Regions from separate parts of the Homo sapiens genome. Here region 1 is linked to region 2. Evidence: chromatin contacts called from ENCODE Hi-C data. All regions are on one chromosome and are shown on one strand. Each heading gives the region's core, a stretch centred on a gene start or an enhancer-like site at or near the end of the contact. The rest is flanking DNA. Distances are from core to core; before and after follow the strand shown.

Region 1 (5,370 bases), core at 2,308-4,807, 280 kb after region 2:
GAATGTATGACTGGCCCCTGAGAAGTGATTAGTTCTGCAAAATCTGTGTAGACTACTAAGATTATGAGAGGGCATACATTTTTTGAAGGAGAAGATAATGAGATAGAATCAGAGGGCTATCAGCCTGGGAAAAGATTGCTATTAAGGAGTTGGAAGTTGAAGACTTAACCAAAGAGGGTGAGGGTAGATATAAGGGTTTGGAGAGTAAATGTCTTGTAGTTTTTATTTTTGTTGTTACTTTTTGGGATGTGTAAGTTTTCTGAATGAAGGTTGGTAAAGACAGACTTAATTGATAACAGATGAAAATTATAAAGGAAAATTTAGTTATTAGTAGTTGGGATGTTTTCCTATTGGATCATTTATGAATATAATGTTTTTTAGGTAATAAATTTACACCTCAGTTTGCTTTCTTTGGACTTGTAATAATCTGCCACTGGCCAAGTTTCACTGGTAGTAGAATTCATAGTATGGCAATACTTCTTTAATTCAGCTTCATAGGCAGTTTCAAAATTATTAACCCCAATAATAATTGGACACTTGATGAGAATATAAAGTAGCAATGTAGTATCTTTTAAGATATTGGTCCTTAGGCACAGTCTTAATATGGGTAGAGCTGTTTCAATGCTAGCAACTGGGTCTTCTAGTGCCCAAGATCCACTGTAATTTTCTTGGAAAAGTAAGAGGGAAAAGGAAGTCATGTGGGAACTATTAGCAACTAATTTGCTGTCATTCAGTCATTTATTTTGAAGGCATTAATTCAGAAATATTCTTTGAGCCCTTACTATGTGCTAGGAACTGCTCAGTTCAATTGCTGGAGGGTAAAAAAAAGATGAATAAAGAAAGGATCCCCACACTACCTCCAGATTTCTTATATAAACTTAGGTAGACAGTTACATTTTCTTGACCCAATAAGCCTGAAATTCTGTTCTTACATATTTTGACTCTTCTAATTAGCTCAGTCTTAATTGCTTTCTATTTTTAACTTTAAGGTTTGAGTGTGTGTGTGTGTGTGTGTGTGTGTGTGTGTGTGTATTTCCTTTGTTCTGTTTTCTCTAATTTCTGTTTGCCCAGAAGAGTCAGAAAAAAAACCACTTGTCTCTGTTGCTTCTAGGAAACATGGCATTAAACAGGATCAAATGGAAAAGTATTATTGCGACTGTGAGGATGTTAGCAAGTAGTTTTCCAGATCAGATGGAGATTTAGTTGAATGCTAAGTGGACAGTGTTAACTAATAGGATATTTGGGGACGATCAGATAATTTGGGTGGTCTCTTGAGATTTTATTTTTTGAAGTCAGTTATCAAAATGTCTTTATTAGACCTTTTTAGAAGGGGAGGGGTGCAGGTTGGTTAGGTTTTGAGCAACTTTGGTGTCTAGAGATACAATCTTGTATTTGGTATGAATACTTGTAATATGGGAAGATGTTATAATGGAGACTATTATGAAAAATCCTAATTTATTTGTTGAGTAAATGCAAATTTAAAGCATTTATGTCTTTTATGGTTAGTTTTGTAAAGAAAAACTTTCTTGAGTTTTTCTCAGAATATTTTGATAGAACTAATAGGTAGCTGGCTCATCATGCCATGTTGTTTTTTTGTGCTCATAGTTTAAAATTGTAATAAGGCTTGCTATGAAATACTGCTGTCTTCTGTGTCCTCCATGCTTTTCCAGCCTCCTCATCTCCTTCATACTGGTTTCTCTGTTTTCATTTGGTTAGTTCTCTAGTCACTAATTCAACTCTGAAGTTTCCCCTAATTGTTTAAAATTACACTCATGATGGTAAAACATATGAGCTAGTCTATTTCATTTCTTGAATACATGTCTCAGGAGCTTTCTGATTTGCTCCAATCTAGACTGGAGGTATCTCTTCTTGCTTCATAGGTATTGTGGAACTCAGTTCACTATTATTCTGGGAGAAATCCCTTTGCTTTTCACTTTAGTTGGATCTTTCCTAATCCTATGTCTTTTTCTTTCTTGTCTTATTCTCTTGGTTTACTCCATAGCTTTTAAAGAAAGTGTGCAATAAAAATTGTTTTGAGACTTTACAGGTGTGAACATGACTTTATTCTTCCCTCAATTATATGTTGGTTTGGTTGAATATAGAATTCCATGCTGTAAATCATTTTCCCCCAGAATTTTAAAAGCATTATTAGTCCATTGTTTTTTACCTTCCAGTGATGCTGTTATGAAGTGTGAGACCATTATGTTGTTGGTCCTTTGAATGAAGCCTATTTTCTCTCTGGAAGCTTGTAGGATCTTCCCTTTGTCTCTACTGTGCCTTGCTGTGGGTTTTTTTTCTTCTTTTTTTCTCTTGGACAGTTGATATACCCATTACTGGATATAATATCCTTTTGTTTTAGAAAATTTTCCTGAATTATTTTGTTGATGATTTCTTTACTTTTGTTTTCTCTTTTCTGTCTTTCTTGAACTCCTAGAGTCCTAATAATTAGATATTACGTATCCTAGGCTGGATCTTGTAACTTTTTTTTACTCTGACTTCCCATTTTTTTCTCTTATACTTTTTTAAAAGAAAATTTCCTTAATTTTATTTTCTATCCGGCAGTTTTTCATTTCTGCAATTATATATTTTTATTTCCAAGGCCTCAGTCTTGTTGTTTACTCCTTTCTTGATCATTTTCTCCCCTGAAATTAGGGCATCCTGTTCGTAATTCATGGATGAACTATCTTCTGTTGTTAACTTTCTGAAGATACTATGGTTTTGTTTTTTTCTTTCTTGGATAGTCTTTGTTTATTTCATCCTAGTTTTCTTTTATGGTTTGGTCTCTATTTTTTTCTTCTATTTGTTTTTTAATTAGATGCTTTCTTCATCTCTTTGGTCGTCCTTGATAGTCTGTTCACATGTAAGATTGAGGCACTAATAAAGTAGCAAACACTTATATAATGCTTAGAATGTATCAGATACTGTTCTGAGTGCTTCATCTGTTTTAACATATTTAATCCTTGTACTGACTTTAGGAGTTAGCTATTATAATATTCGATAGATGAGGAAACTGAGGCACACAATGTTTTAAGTAAAATGCCCAATGTAACACAGTAAGTGGCAGAGCTGGAATTTGAATCCAGCCATCTTAACTCTATAGTCCCTTCTTTTAACCTTTATGCTGTTCTGCCTGTTATTAAAATTAGAAGCTAATTGGAAATTTTGTGCTTGTGGGTGGGATTTGTCAAAGTAGTATTTCATGAGTGAGTTGTTTCTTTGTGGAACGTCTGATAAGGTCCTTTTCATGGGTTGAGTAGATTCATCACTGAAGAATCTGCAGCTCTTCTGACTAGAGGTTTCAGCCCAGCCGCTGTTGTTTTGGTTGCTGAGTAGTGAAAGATGTCTGGAGTTACTGGTCTACATATTTAACCACCCTCTCCCCTCCCCAAGATATAACTTCACCTAGTCCACCTGTGTTGATATCTTCCTGCCTGGAGACCCTCAGCTTTACCCTGTCCAGGGAATGAACCTCCAGTCTTCTGCTGTGGTGATAAATTGTAGGTTACCCAGTTGTGCAGATTCTGGCAGTGGTCTTAGCATATACCTATGACTCTTAATTTTGAGTTTCGGTTTTACTTGACTTTCAGTACCTCCCATTGCTGAGCCTTTTGAGGATTCTCTTATGTATTCATAAGTGTGATTCTCATTTTTCCAGTGACTCATTTTCCTTGTATTTGCTTTGAAATTTCTTGTAGTTTTCTCATTTCACATTCTCTTTGACCTAATTTTTATGCAGAAGCCAATAATCAAAAGAAATCTTTGTATTCTTACAGGGATACCTTTCCGTAAAGATGAATAAAATGTGTGTTTTGATGTGCCATTTGACATTTTCTGTCAGATCTGTTGAAATCTTTCTCAAATGTCTCCTTCTACCTTAGGCATTTAATGATGCTTCCAACCAGATATATCATCTTCTGAAAATCTTTCTTCTTACTTTGGAAATTTTTTCTTCTCTTTTGAGACTCTTTTACATCTTATGTTATTTGTATTTGAATGCTTTTCTTACACTCTGCCCTCCTCTGTACACCAGACTGTAACTTCTTTGAGGACCTTAACTGATACAGAATTGCTGAATAAAAGTTTATTACATTGTGTATTCTGTATATGTTTTGTCCTTTTGTATGTCTTTCTTATAAAACATTTTTAGAATATCAGCAGTGTATTAAATATTCAGACTAGCAAAGTAGGGAATTAATACAATAAGGCAAAAAAAGAGATTAAATTTAGATATAAAGAAGTTTGAGAATTGTTAGACCTTGATATTGTGAAAACTTTCAGCGTAGATTCCTAATTATAATGAAGTATACACCTGTCTTTCTGCCATTACACAAAAGAATGAATTATGTGATCTGTTAATGTTTTGGCCAGGCTTATGATTCTGTAACTTAGATGTCAGATATATTTGCTGTTGCTACATTCTTATAATATTTGTAGTTTAATGGGCTATAATGTTAAATGCTAGAATATTCTAAAATACTTGATAAGAATGCACTTTAGATAAAGTAAATATTTTAAATGTATTGGAGTAGCTAAATACATAAATAAGCCCACATTTGTATATTTCCTTTTAAAAACTGTTGATTTTCATATTTTATAAATTTTATTTTTACAAGTCAATGCTGTTAATTTTCTTTTCTCCTATTTAAAATGCTCAGAAGTAAACTATTGCAGGAATTGAAGTCTAAATTATATGCAGAAAGATTATTGCTTTAAAAATATTTCTCTAGAATTATATGTTAAGTAACTTGGGACATAATTTGTTTTTTTAAACGTATTAATATTTCTTTGAAAATAAAAGGAAGAGTATCATCTGCTTTTTTTTTTTTTTTTTTGATGGAGTTTCACTCTTGTTGCCTGGGCTGGAGTGCAATGGTGCGATCTCGGCTCACTGCAACCTCCACCTCTCAGGTTCAAGCGATTCTTCTACCTCAGCCCCACAAGTAGCTGGGATTACAGTCGTGTGCCACCACACCTGGCTAATTTTTTGTATTTTTAGTAGAGGCAGGGTTTCACCATGTTGACCAGGCTGGTCTTGAACTGCTGCTGACCTCAGGTGATCCGCCTACCTCAGCCTTCCAAAGTGCTGGGATTACAGGCGTGAGCCACCGAATATGTAAAAGTTGCTGGAGTCTGGAAAACATCAGTGGTCACTAGTATGTTCTTTTGCAGAGCTAAATCAGAACTTAGGAAACTGACTGTATTTGGTTCATTACCACAGTCAAACAAGCTGAAATGATTGTTAGATGTGGGTATTTGTTTTTATTTTCAAATTTTCTGTCACCTTACAAATAGTTTATTGGGAAGTGACTTAAGAAAACACACAGAAGCATTACTCTAAAAATTCCATTCTTTTGAAACCATATTATTTGA
Region 2 (5,767 bases), core at 1,275-3,774:
GCAGGTTGGAGGCGAGTTGAAAACCGAGCGGAGGAATGTTCACACGCTCCGAGGCAAACCTGCCGGAGAAGTGAGCTAGTCGCAAAGAGGTGGCGCCCTAGGAACGCGCGCGGGGCGAGCGAGGGCGCAGGCGGGCTGGCGGGCGGGCGCGCGGGGGGCGGGGGCGGCGACGGGCGGCCCGAACGGGCCCCGCGCCGCCCGAGCGAGTGGAGGGGAGCCCCGAGCCGGGAATGAGCGGCGAGCGGCGGAGCTCCCCCCTCCCGCGCTGCCGACCCCGGAGCTGTCAGGAGCTCTGCCGAGCCCCACCCCGGAGCCCGGGCCCTGTCGCGCCATCCCCGTGCCGGGGGCGTGGGCGCATCCGCTTGCTCCCTCCAGGCCCGGCCGGCTCCTGCCGGCGCGGCGGATCCGGGAGCCGAGATCCCCGAGGGCGTGCGGACTGCCCCGGGCAGCCGGCGGTCCCCGGCGCGCCGAGCTGGACGAGCGGGCGCCAAGACCACCAGGGGCGGACCGACGAGGAGGAGGCCAAGGAGCTGGGCCGGGGACCGCGGGCAACCGGGAGCCTGCGCGGAGAGGACGCGGGCTGTTGGCCTGTGAATTTAAGGAGCCCGAAGCTCGCCTGGCAGCTCGGGGCGATGCATGAGAACCTTCCTCCCTGGCCCATTCCCGGGATGAACTGAGTGGGGAGCATCGGCTAGAGAGAGGGAGATCTTTTGCTTAGAAGAACAAAAACAGTTCCAGATTTCATATCTAAATTGCACTTTTTGCTGTTTCAGAACTGCTGGGAGACATCTGGAGCCGGTCCCAAAAAACCCGCGCACAGGAGAGATCCCCCTTTTGAATTGCAGAGGGGGACCGACACTCCTGGAGCACGCACACGGCCCTTTTCACTCATGGTCGGGAGTCTAACCCATCCTTTCTCTGATACCCTACCTGCTTGTCCCCTCCCCCTCAAAAGTCCCAGGTTACAGATTCTTGGAAGACTGTATCCGAGTCGCTGCAGCCAGCGGACAGATGCAGTGGAACTATGGTTATGTGCTGCTCTGCCTGGGAGAAGCGACGGGAAAGCCGAGGTTCTTTCCAAAGCTAATGGGCGGGGAAGAAAGACTGCTCGGAATTACTGGGTAGTATCATCTAGGAAAGGATTGCAGCGGGAGTGGATACCCTCCCCAGGGCTCCTCTAACTTTTTGAAAAGAGCGCGAGTGGACTGGGAACCATTCAAGGGATATTTGTCTTCTAGGCAATCCTGCTGGTAGGGTTCATTAGTTTCTAGAAGGCTAGTGTGATTTAGATTCTTGAGATGATTCAAGGAATGTGGCCTTTATCAAGCCCGACTTTCCGGGTGATGCTCCACATATTTTACCCAGGGTGGGAGAAATAGCACGCTGTCACCGAGACCCTCGCTCATCGGGGCTCCCACTGGTTCACTGCAGCTAGCTAGCAGTTAAAGTTTACTGCTTAGGTTGGGTGGGGGGGCATATTTTCTTAGAAGCTCCTGCCTTCCTCAGTTCATTACTGTAAACCCCGTACCTTAAAAGACTCGGCTTCTTCTCACTAACAAAGAAAAAAAGCAAAACAAAACCAAAACACACACACGCACACACACACACTCTCTCTCTGGGAATTTCCACAACTTCCCTTGAATGTGTAAGGATTTCTAAATGTTAGACTTGTTTGGATAGTATGAAAGGACAAAGTATCAGCACTCAGAAATGTCAACCTTTGAACCTCGAACACTTTCTGATTTATAAAAAGAATCCTTCCAAAAAGATGCAGGAGCCCTAATGTAATCGTTAGATCTGAAGGGGGAAATCTGTAAAAAAAAAAAAAAAAAAAAAAAAAAAGTCAATCACAAATGAGCCATTTAATACTTGCAAGTTGTTTAACATTGAAATGATAATATTTGCTTCCACAATAAAAAGTCCAAGGTACCTAGCCAAGTTTCAAACTATCCAGGCTTTAAAAAGTCAACCCTTCTCCCAATAGAAGGTTAAAACAAAAATCAGATTGAAATTATCAAATCACTTATGTTGTAAATAAATTCACTTTACTTTCAGAACATTATAAATTAAGGACTGGCATCAATAGACTGCTTTGATTTATGTTGCTTTTTCTACTAATTAAACAAAATTAACCCCCCACTCCTTCCCTCCTTTCTTTTTCCCCACACACTTTTCTGGTGTTAATGGCAAAACATCTATCAAATATTTTTAGAATTTCCTCTCCTCCACAAAAAGAGAAAATATAGACACAGGAAAAATAAATAGTCTTTATATACTCGGAATACCAAAGTTCCCTCCTAATTTATTACTTCACCTTTTCCTTGATTTACAATCTTCTCTCTGCTCTTCTGGCTGAAAGAGGGAAATCTTCTCAGCAGTCTTTTCCAGAAATATTTTTTGTTGTTCTTCAGAAAACATAAAATTAAATCTTAAAATGAATTAAAAGCTTCTTGAAAGGAGACTTCTGTTCCCACTAAAGGCAATTATTAGAAAGCAGGTACCTCTTCCAAGCTGCCCTGTTTATTACTTTCCGTAGAAATTCTCCTCAATATATACCCAGGACCCTGACTTTTTGCCTGTTTTGGAAAGGATATTTTCTGACATCATAATCTAGTTCCTAACATAACTGAGTAATCTCCATCATAATAATGCAGAGGATGCATGACTGCAAATGAGACACAGCAAGAGCACCCCCTACCACCTCCCTCCCCCCCCCGTCCCCCCAGCCCACACACACACCTTTTTTCTAAGGTTTAGAAATAGAACAAGTGCCAATAGAAGCTAAATGTTTGCTTAGGCCTTGCTGTCATGTAAATGCACCTTAGCAAATGGGAAGGCCTGCCTCTAATCTGAAGTATTTCCATGTTTAGCATTATAAGATCTACACCTACACAAATGCCTAGCCCATGAGCACCAGGCTTCCATCTTCCCATCCCCAGTGGCAGTTTATTACAGTATATCAAATTTTAAAAGAGGTTGAAAAAATTTTAAATGCATTACTCTTAAATTCAGTTGAATACCCAGTTAATGTATATCTCCTGTCATAGCTTAGAAAAAAGTAAATAGCATTTATGCTTAGCCTCTTCATCCTTCTTTCTTCTTTCCTCCTTAACCCAAACAGCAAACAGATATACATTATAAACCAAATATGAATCTATAGCACTTTAAACAGTGCACCTGGGCTTGGGAATTCTCTTATTACCAATAAGCATCCAGATTTCACATTTACCAATCTGTAGCTGCAAGCTATGTCTCTAAAATCCCCTGGAACCAAACAACTAAACTCATCCCATCTCTTCTCCAAACTTTTTTCAATGTTTACAAAGAGACGTTGCATAATCAGCTCAAGTAATGCTCTCATTGGATTCCATTAGAATGTGGCTCTCATCGCTCGCCTGGACTGAGACTTGAGAGGAGGCTGTTGCCAGCTGACCTCAAGGTAGCAAAAAAGAAAAAAAGATGTAATGCCTTCAAACCCCAAGTAACAATAGGAAAGGGTGTGTTTCTTTATTAAATCTTTTTGTAGTTAGGTGAGGATAAGACTTCTCCAGGAACAGGGCGGGCTGCTAACCTCTGGAGGAACTGCCTCAGGGAGGAGTGTATAGATATGCATCAAGCTGATGGGATCCTCCCATGGGAAAAGTGGGCCTCACACCCTTCCTCACCCTTCCCTACTTCCTGGGCAATGTTCTGCTTCCCCCAAACTGAAGCAGGAGGCCCAGAGAGGAGGCGGTTTCCTGGGAGGAACCCAAACCAATGTGAGATGAGAAGGTCTTTAGGAAATGGGGGTCTCTGAGAACCGGTTCTTAAAGGTCAAGCACTTGAGCACCTCGCAAACTCCTGACAATTGAAACATATCTGAAGAGTCTTCTTCAGATATGTCTCTGTGTGTGTGTGTGTGTGTGTGTGTGTGTGTGTGTGAGAGAGAGAGAGAGAGAGAGAGAGAGAGAATATGAATGTGCAGTGTCCCAGTCCTGATCTCCTGGACTGGTGCCAGCCAGCCAGATGCCTGCCCTTGGCTGGCCAAGTTTTTGGCTCCTGAAAGTAGGCAGCTCTGGACTTGTACGAGGCCACAGAGAGAGTTCCAAGCCCCACCTGGCTCAGGCGACAACCTCTCAACCTGAAGTCAATCTCCGGTGGCATCACAGGGCCCTCCTGGCAGCAGCCCAGTTCCCCACATGAACCGAATGGTCCTTTCTTAAATTTTGAGCCGGGGGCTGCCTAAAAGGGGCTGCCCCCGCAAGCATTTTACCTCCCTAACACCATTCTCTGCCCGTGCCACGCTGGCCTCGAAGTCCCTTCCCAGGGCAGCACCCGGACTGAGATGTCTAAACTCTCCGGCAGGAAGGATACCTATCCAGACACCCGCACTGGATGTCCTGTCTGTTTGGCTTTGAGCTGGTCATTACGGTGTCTTTGGATCCTGCCTAACTTTTCTGTAATTTTTATCAGAAATAAGGCTTCAGGAGAGCAAACGTTGAGTTATGCGCTCCTTCTCTGGAGTCTCCTGCCCTGGTGTTTGCGCTCCCACTGCAGCAAGGGAGGCCTGAGTCTCTTAGGGCAGGGGTCCAGGGTCTTGGGAGAGGCCTTAGGGCAAGGGGGATGATCTTTTTCAGCCTCCCCTCCCCTCCTCCCACCCAGCGTCCTCATCCCCACCGCCTGCGATAGACTTGGGTCGCCCATTAGGAAGCTGATCCGCAGGGACGGGGCAGGCTTGGCTCCTGGGGATCTTAGGCTCCATGGGAACTTCGGGGGTCTCGGGGCCCGTGAGCGGATCTAGCTACTACTTCCCCTAGGTTCTCCTCGGGCTTCAGTCCCTAAGAGTCTGGACTCCGGACTGCCGCACAGAATCCTTCTTGCCCGGAGCGGTATTATTGAGGTCTTTGCGTTCTGCCCCGCCCTGTCCCGCCGGCTTGGGTGCTTGGTTTCTAACCCGAGTATACTCGGAGTCTCTGGTCCTGCGCGCCCCCCTCCTCCCGGGAGAGCCCCGTATCTGGCTGCGGGTAAGGGAAAACTTCGGGAACCCCGAGACCCAAGGACAGGGTCGGAGGGAGCGCGCGAACTTCCTCTGAGCAGGGCTCTTCCTCCCCTCCCCTCTCCCTCCAGGTCAATTTATGACTCAAACATGAGATAAGCCCTAGGCAGACGGTGACGCTGACTTCCCCGTGGGGGCGCGGGGAGAGAAGGATGAGGCAGACGTACCCCCTCCCTGGCCTGGCCCTGTCCGGGGCCGCGTCGGGGTGTGGAGGGGCGACTCCCTTCCTCCGGGAGCCCCGACTCGCTCTCTCCCAGCGCGCCTCCCCTGCGCCCGTAAAGCTCGGCCCTGCCGGAGCCCCGGGACCCGTCTGTTTTATTTCACTTAAAGCGATCTGCAAAGTCAAGGCCGGGTGAGGTGCGGCGCGGGAGAGGAGAGGATATGAACGGACGTGGAACGAAGTTCTGTCTGCCAACTCCCTCCGTCTGATTCTTGGAATCCGGTGGCATCTTAAAGGACGGAATTGAGGGCAAGGAGAAGATTATTAATCCCCGAAGCCCGCTCTGTCTATATATAACTGCTCAGTGGTTACAGTTGGCGATCGCAGGGTGGGGGTTGGGGGTGTAGACCGTGGGCCATGGAACACGTGGCATCTCTCCAGGGCATAAAAATCAATCTAGCTGGTGGCTCCTATGGAGTTTGTAAATTGCGCAGAGCTGGCTGGGGGAAGCCAGTGAGCTGTCCATGGTGGTTAAGGCTCGTTGATGTGCGTCCTCGGGCTGTCCTGGTGAG

Evidence for each region. A loop is a pair of places that touch in the nucleus more often than their neighbours do. Pooled maps may share reads with other maps.
Region 1: a loop to region 2 is called in a pooled map, with 7 times the contacts of the local background. The contact joins the enhancer-like site here to the promoter of PTHLH in region 2. A Hi-C loop is called at or near these places in 8 of 50 pooled maps.

What each region holds. Positions count from the first base shown.
Region 1 is chr12:28,249,959-28,255,328 of GRCh38, forward strand. The region is part of intron 1 of CCDC91 (coiled-coil domain containing 91); the gene reads left to right. Among named protein-coding and RNA genes, the nearest start is that of CCDC91, 62 kb to the left of the region's middle. RefSeq lists enhancers at 3,130-3,309, 3,320-3,479. Within about 2 kb of position 3,558, at least 2 of the 41 ENCODE cell types and tissues checked have a DNase peak (open chromatin) inside an H3K27ac peak, as active enhancers do.
Region 2 is chr12:27,970,209-27,975,975 of GRCh38, forward strand. It overlaps PTHLH (parathyroid hormone like hormone), which reads right to left and starts at 2,525. Exons shown (of 6, transcript NM_198965.2): 1 at 2,315-2,525; 2 at 1,719-1,811; 3 at 1-59. RefSeq lists enhancers at 4,909-5,597, 5,598-5,767.